2 separate regions of the Homo sapiens genome follow, and region 1 is linked to region 2. A link is an interaction called in ENCODE POLR2A ChIA-PET data of the cell type or tissue named here. Cell type or tissue: Panc1. All regions are shown on one strand. Each heading gives the region's core, and the rest is flanking DNA. Links, peaks and the distances in the headings are about the cores only.

Region 1 (5,383 bases), core at 227-5,226, 270 kb before region 2:
GAAAGAAATAAAGTACTGACACATACTACAACATGGTTGAACCTTGAAAACATTTTGCTAAGTGAAAGAAGCCAGTCACAAAACACCACGTGTTGTATAACTCCATTTATATGATATGTCCATAACAAGCAATTTTTTATAAAGACAAAAAGTAAATAAACAGTTGCCAAGGGGTAGGAGTGGGCACAGAGATGAGGAGAATGACTGCTGACGAGTATGGGGTTTCTTTTTGGGGGGGTGATGAAATGGTATAAAATTAGATCACAGTAATGGCTGCACAACTCTGTGAAGATACTAAAAACTACTGAATTATATACTTAACATGGAGGAATCTTATGGTATATGAATTATGCCTCCATAAAGCTGTTTTTAAAAGTCGATAAGGCAATGATTACACAGATGTAAATATTTGTCAAAACGTATCCAACTTTTGCAAAGACTATGACAGTGAAAAGAAAAACATTCAACTGTACATTTACATGGGTGTATTTTATTATATGTAAATCACACCTCAATAAAGCACATTTTTCATAAAGCATCTCCAATGCAATAATTTTACAATTAATTTATAACAATGTTACTTTCAGAACACCAGGCAGGAAAGAATATCAAACTCATGACTACCTTTCTGTGGCCAGCATTACTCACCTGTGTTAGGCAAACATTTTCTGCCTTCCTTAGAAAAGCCCCTAGGTCAGGAATGGTAGCTCACACCTGTAATCCCAGCACTTTGGGAGGCCAAAGTGGGTGTATCACTTGAACTCAGGAGTTCGAGACTAGCCTGAGTTACATAGCCAAACCCCGTCTCTACAAAAAATACAAAAATATTAGCCAGATGTGGTGACTCCCACCCATGGTCCCAGCTACACAGGAGGCTGAGGTGGCAGGATCACTTGAGCCCTGGAGGTCGCAGTGAGCTGAGATCGCAGCGCTGCAGCAGCCTGGGTGATAGAGTGAGACCCTGTCTAAAAAAAGAAAAAAAGAAAGAAAGAAAAGAAAGAAAGAAGGAAAGGAAGGAAGGAAGGAAGGAAGGAAGGAAGGAAGGAAGGAAGGAAGGAAGGAAGGAAGGAAAAGGAAAGGAAAGGAAAAGAAAGGAAAGGAAGGAAGGAAGGAAGGAAGGAAGAAGGAGGGAGGGAGGGAAGGAAGGAAGGAAGGAAAGAAAGAAAGAAAGGAAGAAGGAAAGAAAGAGAGAGAGAAAGAAAGAAAGAGAGAAAGAAAGAAAAGACTGGTCTCTAGTGCTGGGTGGAGAATGGTCATCCAGAGCGTCAAGACTCAGTTTCCAGCAGGAAAGCAACAATGTCCGTTTAATCAATGTGTTCTTAAAGTTAGCAAGTATATCTTCCTAACAGAACATTAACTTTTCTAAACAGAACTCTTTTTTTCCTTCAACTTTTAAGTTCTGGGGTACATGTGCAGGATGTGCAGGTTTGTTACGTAGGTAAGCGTGTGCCACGGTGGTTTGCTGCATAGATCAACCCAACACCTAGGTGTTAGGCCCAGCCTCCATTAGCTATTCTACCTGAGGCTCTCCCTCCCCCTGCCCCTCCCCACTCCCAGTAGGCCCCAGTGTGTATTATAAACAGAACTCTTAATTTGTAAACTACTATTTATTCTCGGTTTGCTTTTTGGGAGAAATAAAATTTCACCTTAAAAACATAAAATTTTCCTTCTGGAAGGAACTTGTATATAGCAAATCCCTTATTTGACAAAGGCTGAAACTAATGAAGGCCTAGAGAAGTTAGAAGACTTGCTGGGGAATGCAGGGATGATAAGCTGACAAAGCTGCTGAGCACCAGCCCAGGTCGCTTCTCCACACCTCCAGGGAGGGTGGCCCCATCATCAGCACAGATGGAGGGCTTCCTAAATACCCAAGATGCTCTCCTCACTTATTCCTCACATCAACCCTATGCAGCAGGACAATTAGCCCCTGTTCCAATTTACTGATGAGAAATGTAGCTACTGAGATGTTAGCAAGCGGCCTACGGACAAGGAGCTAGGAGTGCAACTTGGGCTGCTCATTTGTCTCCAGAGCCTGACCTTCTAACTCATAACATATGTCCGTCTCCCTAAAACCAATGCTTCAGATTTTCATTTCTTTTAATAAATGTTGACATTTTTCGTTTCTAATAAGTGGGAAGATTCTGACACATCACTTCTGTTAGAACACTCTGTTTATCCCCACCCTACATCACGTTCTGGCCTATGTCCATTCTTTGTCTTCAATCTGGTCCCTCCTCTCATCTGTCCCTGAATTTTCACCTTGTCAAGCCAGACTGAGGGGCAGAGCAGTACCCCTGGTTTCTGACAGTGTTATAAAACAAGTGTGATATTGACATTGACCCTGTGAGGGTTTGATGACAGTCTTTCTGGTATGGTACCTATGGAAACAAAGAACCAGTAAGAGATGGGGTTCAGAGAAATGATCAGTTTAGAACAATTTCTTAAATTCTTAGGAATGCTTTCTTATATGCAAGGGCTTGACAATGTAAAATGATCAGAATGTTCATACATAGTTCCTCCCATGCTCATTCAAATACATTAGTCCAGCAGGTTTTAAGTTGCAGGTTGACCTAAAAGATAATCTTGATCTCAAAATAAATCTACTAAATATTGTATAGATTGAAGGGAAAGAAAAGGAGACCTCTCTGAGAAGCAATACCATATTTGGACTTAGGAATCCACTGGGATGTAAAACATAGACAAAATTATGGGCCACTTTAGAACAAAGCTATAACAGCCCAGACATTTTTTCATTCTGTGAAAGGGAAAGATGAATAAAAGCCAATGGAGACAACCTAACCCACTTTGAAATTTTCTTTGCTGATGCCAGCAAATTCCTTCTGAAAAAAATCACAGCAGCAAACTTATTATTACTTGATATTTCTATCACAGCTGTCTTTGATGGGGTGAGCTTCTGAGGTTTTCCGTGTTAGACCCATCTTAATGAAGAAGGGCTATAAAGCAATGAATCTGATTTGTTACAAAACATCTCAGAACAGACACTTACAAACAAGCATACGTCTTAGAAGGCAGAATGCTCATTCCTCAGTGCTGCCAACCCACAGCAATTTCTTTTCTGTAACAGCCTAAGATTCAGTTTATAAGCCTCAGTAGAAGACAAACCTCATTACCTTAGAATCATACCTCAGCTTTGCTCAATAACATTAATCAACATTAATCTGTTGAAGATTAATAAGGTGATTTTCTCTGAGTTGAAAAACTAAACTTACTTTCTCTGAGCTAAAAAAACTAAACCTTTCCTCAAAGAATAAAAACTTGCTAGCATTGACATTTTGTGTATGTGTGTACCTACCCATGCCTAGGAAGGCACCACTATCCCAGATACTAAGGTGCAGATAAAAATAGCCTCACGAGGCCAGGCATGGAGGCTCACACCTGTAGTCCCAGCATTTTGGGAGGCCGAGGTAGGCAGCTCCCTTGAGCTCAGAAATTAGAAACCAGTCCAGACAGCATGGTGAAACCCCGTCTCTACAAAAACACAAAAATTAGCCAGGTGTGGTAGCACATGCCTGTATTCTCAGCTTCTCGAGAGGCTGAGGTGGGAGGATCACTTGAGCCCTGGAGGCAGAGGCTACAGTGAGCTATGATCACGCCAGTGTACTCCAACCCAGGTAACAGAGCAAGACCAAGTCTCAAAACAACAACCACAACAACAAAAAAACCTCAAGTAACATGTGAGAGAGCTGTTCTCACACAGCAAAATCAGGTGTAAAGACTTTATCTCTCTTAAAATATCAGCTTTCAGAAAGAAATAATCATCTGATACCAACCATACAAATACACCTAAAAGCAAAGTTTTTAAATTTAAAAAAGTTACCATTCAGATAGAATATTCAGGCTAGTGAACTAAATGAGCTATGCTTATGCCATGAATTTCATCCAGAAGACATCATTTCCTTCCAAATACCTGAGAAATAACAGTTTCTTAAGTCCTTAATGTATGCACACTATAATTGTAAGTGTTTTGACTGGATCTCATTTGGAGTAAGGAGCCAACACTTTTAAATAAGCCAAAACAAAGTAAAACTGGTAATTACATTATAGGACTTTATCCTTGTTTTAATACTTTCTTTCTGAGCTTTGGAAAGCAACTATATCACTTCAAAGGCACACCTGTTTCACCAGAAAATAATTTCTCAAAAACATGCTTCAGCTAGGTCTGGCACGGTGGCTCATGCCTGTAATCCCAGCACTTTGGGAGGCTGAAGTTGGCAGATCATCTGAGATCAGGAGTTCGAGAACAGCCTGGCCAACATGGTGAAACCCCGTCGCTACTAAAAATATAAAAATTAGCTGGGCATGGTGGCAGCTGCCTGTAATCCCAGCGACTTGGGAGGCTGAGGCAGGAGAACAGGTTGAACTCAAGAGGTGGAGGCTGCAGTGAGTCGAGATTGCACCACTGCATTCAAGCCTGGGTGACAAGAGTAAGACTCCGTCTCAAAAAAAAAAAAAAAAAAAAAAGCTTCAACTTACAAATAAATGTGAATTTAACAAAAGACGCATCGACCTTCAATTCTGCCCCTCAAGAGTGTCCTATTTTCTAAAATACTTCAAAAATGGCCAAATCCAAATTGTCCACATTCCCAAAGAAGAGATCTTGAAGCCAGAGAGTCCTGTGTTCCAAAGTTGGTTTTGCTGCCAATCCTACTAAAAATTGCTTAACCTGACATACAGCGGATGCAACAGGGTGGTGGGACACTTCTCCACCTAAAAAATACAAAACTATAAAGGAAATGTACAAAGCACTACATTAATACTCACCCTATTTCTGTTGTCTCTTCTTACATAAAAACTACTTTCACAATATGCTACTTGCTCCTAGGCTTATGAAGCTCAAACCTTTCAAAGCTGCTTAGAAGAATTTCTCTCAATTTGACACAAGTTAACTTGACAGAGAAGAAATACATTTTTTAACCACATTAAGGCTCCCAAGTGGCCCATTAAAAGTGTTTGTAATTATTAGTACAGTTATTAAATACTTAATGCATTGTACAGAGGGTGATCCTTCCGTGCTACAAGAACTTTAACTTCAGCATAATCTGACCAGAATGCTCAAACAGGAAAGCTAACTGTTTGCAGATTTTTGCACTTGGTGCCCTAATGTCAGTTAAAATGTGGAATACAAGAGGAAAGAATTTAGCCAAGAGCTTAACAGAACAGAGAAAGAAGTTGGGGCAAGAGTCAGGCAAACAGGAAACATCCTCTCATTTGTCCTGATGCCAAAACGAACTTAAGACAGTTGTCCTGGGGCAACATTCAAAATCTGGGAAAATGCACCAAATAGAATACACCTCAAAGGATACATTTTAAAAAGTTGGGGCCAGGAGGCATATTCACCGGTTTCCCACTCTCACCTCCCACT
Region 2 (5,383 bases), core at 129-5,128:
CACAGAGGGGTTCGGTAAGTAGCCTAGAGTCACATAGCTAGTAAGTGGCAGAATCAGGATTCGAATCCAGAGTCCTCATCACTGAGATACAATACCGTGGACAGAGAGCCCTAAGAGCTTATGAGATTCTGGATGTGAAGAAGCCAGGATTCCATCAGGATTCAGTCCAAGGCCTGGTGAATCCTAGTCTAAAAATTAGGACCTGCTTTAGCTCTCATCTACTCCTTGCGGTTTGTAGCTGAGGAATCAGAAAAAAGGTAAAGACAAGTGACCTGGTCAAGAACACAGTTCTGAGTGTCCTTAGGGTCTCATCCCTGGTCTATGATATTTTTTGTCTCATCGTCTCTCATTCACATAGCTCCTGAGCTACATTGCTCCTTGGAAATGATAATTAAGAACAGGTAACCTTTACTAGGTCCTTAAGATGTACCAGGTGCTGTGCTAAGCACCCAAATGCATATTTTTATTTAACCCTAGTAATACACCTATGAAACAGAGATCTATTATTATCTCCCTTTTTTTTTTCAGATGGAGAATCTGAGCCTCAGGGAGGTTTAAATATTTTGCCTAAGGTTACACACTTACTAAGTGGCCAAAACTTAAATCTCTTTGAGTCGAGAACAACTACTTTAATTAAAGTCAAGAAAAATTATCTAAAGCTTGAAAGCTAAAAAAAAAAAAAAAAGATGAGAAAATTCTTTTATATCATATTGGAACATTTTCTAATAGGACTGCCTGGGGATTATGTAATTTTTTAGGGGAATGTAACTTGTTTGGGCTTACTATTTTTTTCTAACAGCTTTATTGAAGTATAAAGAACATACAACGAATGCACACATTTATTTCAAAATCTGTTAAATTTTAACATATGTATATTGCCATGAAACCATCACTACAATAAAAGTAATAAACATGTCAATCACCGTCAAAAGTTTTTGTTATTTACCCTTGATTAGAGACCAGACTGACAAGTTACATGTTACTTTATACAAGATTGAGCACATGACTTTCATCTAGTAAAGAAGCAAATGATATATCTGTGGTAGAAAAGATAATCCCAAGCATTGTAGTTGTATGGCCTGGAGGGCATTAATCAGTTTTGAACCCAATTAAACAAATTTTTTTAACCTCCCTTTCCTGACTGACCATATAAATCTTTGTTCCTCAAATACTCTGTGAACTGACTTGATCTGCCTACTGGTTTTCTCACTAATGAAGTAAGTAAATCTCTGACATATAGTCACTATACATTCATGTGATATTCATGTGCTAACTCTGGAAATTATGCATTGCCTCTACTGAGTTTGCACGTGGGTGTCTCCGTATGTGCAGATGTACAGAATGTTTCCAAGAGCAAACCAGGGCACATAGGGCCTGTTAACTGGAGGGTGGTAGAGTTCCAGATGGTTCTAGAAGGTCGTGGCAGCCATATAAGAAAGCAAGCTTATGAACTTTGCTCATCCTGGTTTGGCATGTGCTGCTGGAGTGACCTGTCAAACACAAATGTACAGAGAATTTGTGCCTCAAGTCTCTCTAGGTTCCTGTTCTTTCCATCTCCCCAGATTTGAGATTTCCTTTTCTGTAGCTGCACAAATATCCAAAATTTCCATAAATTCACTTTCTAGGAGGAACATATGATAGGCAAACAAGCTTTTCTGGGCCTGTAGTTCATTTACCTAGAACCTTGAGGGGATATACGATGAAAACAGAAGATCTCATGAATAACAAAAAGGAAAGACAAAAGCCACCCAGGAAAGGTTAGCCTGCTTTAATCACAAGGGCAAACATGGCTCCATTCAAATAGATTTATGTGTTCCTTTTTGGAGGTAGGACAGGTTTGTTTAACATTTTCCAAGGGATCAGATCTCATGCTTATTAATCATTGCTCCTTCAGGAGCATGCCTGATGAAAATGCTTCCCTACTTACTTTTACTGTAATCCTTCCAATGTCTGCTATTTCTTTTGCCATAATATCATCCCTCAACCCTTTTCCAGCCTTCCATCCAGCCTTCAAAATTCTGAACAAATGGCATCTCCTGGAGTAGGCTGGCAGCTTGGACCAAGGCTGCCTTTGGACTCCTGTGTGGTTCTCAGGTATCCTTCCCAGTATTTCTTGCTTCATGCTACTTTGGCCTCTATGTCATCTCTATCCCCCAGGAAACTGTGATAGGTCCTCAAATTCTCCTTGAAGCACAAATTCTCCTGGAGACAAAAATACTGTGTACATTCGTGTTTGACAGGTCACTCCACCAGCATCCTTTTAGTCTGAGTGCCTACCATGCAGAAAGCAGCAAGTAAATAATTGTGAGGGCAAGGATCATGTCTCACACATCTTTATAACATTTTTTGTTTGACATGGTGCTGGGATCTTAAATTGGAGTATACAGTCATGCGTCACTTAACGATGGGGATACCTTCTAGGAAATGCGTCATTAGGTGATTTCATCGTTGTGTAAACATCATAGTGTGTACTTAGGCAAACCTAGATGGGATAGCCTACTATACACCTAGGCTATATGGTATAGCCTATTGCTCCCAGGCTACAAATCTGTTTAGCATGTTACTGTACTGAATACTATGGGTAACTATAACACAATAGTAAGTATTTGCGTATCTAAAGATATCTCAACTTGGAAAAGGTACAGTAATAATCTGGTATTCTTATCTTATGGGACCACCCATCTATCCATCATTGATCAAAATGCATAGCACATGACTGTGTGTGTTTTTTAATTGTTTCATGAAGCTTTTTGGCACCAATCTTCCTTGGACTATTTAAGGCAATATATATCAAATTAATTTGAGCATGTTAATACTTACAGGAGAGTCCAATGAGTAATTTAAAAAATTCTTTACATACTTTGCCCATTAAGCGTTAGCATCCTAGAGACTGTGGGTTAAGATACTGAGGGTTTTTGAGACTAGAGATAAATACTTTAAGGTTTCTTCCTCAGGGGACTTGGAGACCACTTGTGATCATTTGGGTGTCATTTTTGCAGGGCTTGACTAATGTGCTCAGAAAATTTAGTCCCCCACAATGTGTATCATGAGAGCTCTGGTTCTAAGCAGATGGAAGGTGATTAAAGTCTCCTGAACAGGAAATCATGAAGCCATACCATACCTCTTCCATTTACTTACACTCAACAAGCTCTTTCAGAAATGCCCTGGACGACCAGAACCAGTTCTATTTTAACATAGTTTGTGGACTTTGATTGAAAAATAAGTTTAAAAAGTAAGTAGTTTTCTGAAGAAACTGAGTTCCCTAAATAAGAAAATATAATTTTGAAAGGGAATGACGGAAACAGAGATCTTGAAAAGGTCTGACAGTTGCAATCAGTTTTTTTTCTTTAAGAAGGATGTTGCTAAAGGAGTCTAGGAATGTGGTCCAGGACAGGCAGCAGCAGCATATGCAGGAACTTACTAGAAATGCATATTCATGAGCTCCACCCTAGATCCGCTGAATTGGAATCTCTGAGGGTGTGGCCCAGGAATTTATGTTTTAATAAGCTCTCCAGGTGATCCTGATGGTCACTAAAGTTTGAGAAGAGTAGACCTTTAGGTCTAACACTAGACCTAAAGGGTTTTAACTTTCCAGAGGGTTAGCTGTTCTCCTTGGGAAGCAAAATAATTAGCTTTGCAGGGTTCTTGTTAGACTAGGGCTTCTAAAAATCACCTGGAGAACTTATTAAAACACAGATTCCTGGGCTCCAAATCTAGAGATTCTAGTCCAGTCAGCCTGTGGTGGGGTTTAGAATCAGCATTTCTATCAAGTTGCACAGTGATGCTATTGTCTGTGGCCCACACTGAGCAGGAAGGATGGACACCCAGAGAGCTCCAAGCTGGTCCTACATGGCTGCAAAAGCTACACTCCATCTAGGCAGACATCACAGAGGCTCTGCCATCACAGGAGGGTTATTTTTTTTCTTGTAAGGAACCCGCCAAAATAATACCAGTCTCTTTGCTGTTAGAAAATAGCACAGAGGTCTTTGGAACAGGTTCCCGTCAATAGCTTCAAAAGGTAACATCTTTGTGCCATTTTTTTTTTCTGTTCATACTTCACTTGATGAGATTGTCATTCCTTCAGTCAGAAACAGTCACTTCAGTATCAGCATGTGGAAGCTGCTGGGGGCAGGAATCCTACCACCAACCATCACCGATGGGGCTTCCCAGCTAGGGCTCCTTGCCAAGGGATTGAATGAATGAGCAAACAAATGCGTGGCTGCAATCCACATACCTCCCAGTAAAACCTGGCTCTCAGAGAGGCTGCATCTAACTTCTGAACTATCTCCTTAGCACTATAGCCTCACCAGAAGAAAGGCACGAGCTATCAAATGAAGTAAACGTTGGCTGTTATTGTTTTCCATGAGAGTAAACTGGAAAATGGATATAACATAGACTTGACAAGCTGTGTGTCCATGGCCTATTTATCGAATCTTTCTGAACTTCTGTTTTTTCATCTGTGAAGCGGAATTAACAGTACATACCTTGACACTGCTGTGACCAGAGTTATTCGCAGAGTGGTTGATGAACCTGTAATATCAGCCTCACCTGGGAGTCTGTTAGAAATGCAAATTCTTAGGCCCCAGACCAAATGAATCATAATATCTGGAAATGATGCTCAGCAAATTGCTTTAACAAGCCTTTCAGGGGATTCTAGTGCACACTAATGTTTGAGTAACATTGGATGTGGATCAATAGTACAGATTTTAAGGGTCAAAAATGCTCTGAGGAGTGGGGCTGCACTACTTTGAATGCTGGCTCTACTACTTACTTGCTGTGTGATCCCAGGCAAGATGTCTAGCCTCTCTGTGCCCCATTTTCCTCATCTCAAAAATGATCGTTGTTGTGGGGATTAAATGAATTAATACATATAAAGCAGTTAGCAGACATTCTGACATATAGCACATAACAAATGGTATTACTGGATATTTAAATATAGATAGAAACAAGGTCATGTTATGCCGTATGTATAATAAAATAATTATTCATAATTATTGCCTCTGCACATGAGATTATGGTTAATTATATTTTCCTTGTTATATTCCTCTTGGCCTATTTTTCTGCAATTAACACGAATTACTTTTATAATCAGAAAAAAACACTATAAAATAATTTGCATTGAAGGAGGGAAAATGTTAACAGCAAAATTACATGAGGTGTTGGGGTTGGCTATAAACTATTTTATGGGTCTCCCGGGTCTCCCTGCACCCTGTACCCTTATCCTTAAAGCCAAGTATACTTTTTGTTGGCTTCTGTGCACACATGTGTGTTTGATAATTCCCATGCAATTCAGCTGGGGAGAACAACTTTTTAGGTTTCATTATCTCATAAGCATGGGCTCAACATGATTAGATTGGAGTGTTCTCCATCCGTCTTTGTATCC

What was found. ChIA-PET counts read pairs that join two places held together with the same protein. Peaks named below come from ENCODE experiments on the same cell type or tissue, not always from the same donor. Only the 100,000 strongest peaks of a DNase experiment are listed, where the experiment ranks them.
Region 1: POLR2A ChIA-PET joins it to region 2 with 8 read pairs; 2 of 35 experiments call an interaction of 5 or more read pairs at or near these places.

Annotation. Positions count from the first base shown.
Region 1 is chr20:10,514,179-10,519,561 of GRCh38, reverse strand. All of the region lies in intron 2 of SLX4IP (SLX4 interacting protein), which reads right to left. Among named protein-coding and RNA genes, the nearest start is that of SLX4IP, 82 kb to the right of the region's middle. In Panc1, for the core only: no CTCF peak of the experiment used is centred there; no DNase peak of the experiment used is centred there.
Region 2 is chr20:10,248,061-10,253,443 of GRCh38, reverse strand. The region is part of intron 1 of SNAP25 (synaptosome associated protein 25); the gene reads right to left. Among named protein-coding and RNA genes, the nearest start is that of SNAP25-AS1, 31 kb to the right of the region's middle. In Panc1, for the core only: no CTCF peak of the experiment used is centred there; a DNase peak (open chromatin) is centred at 2,413.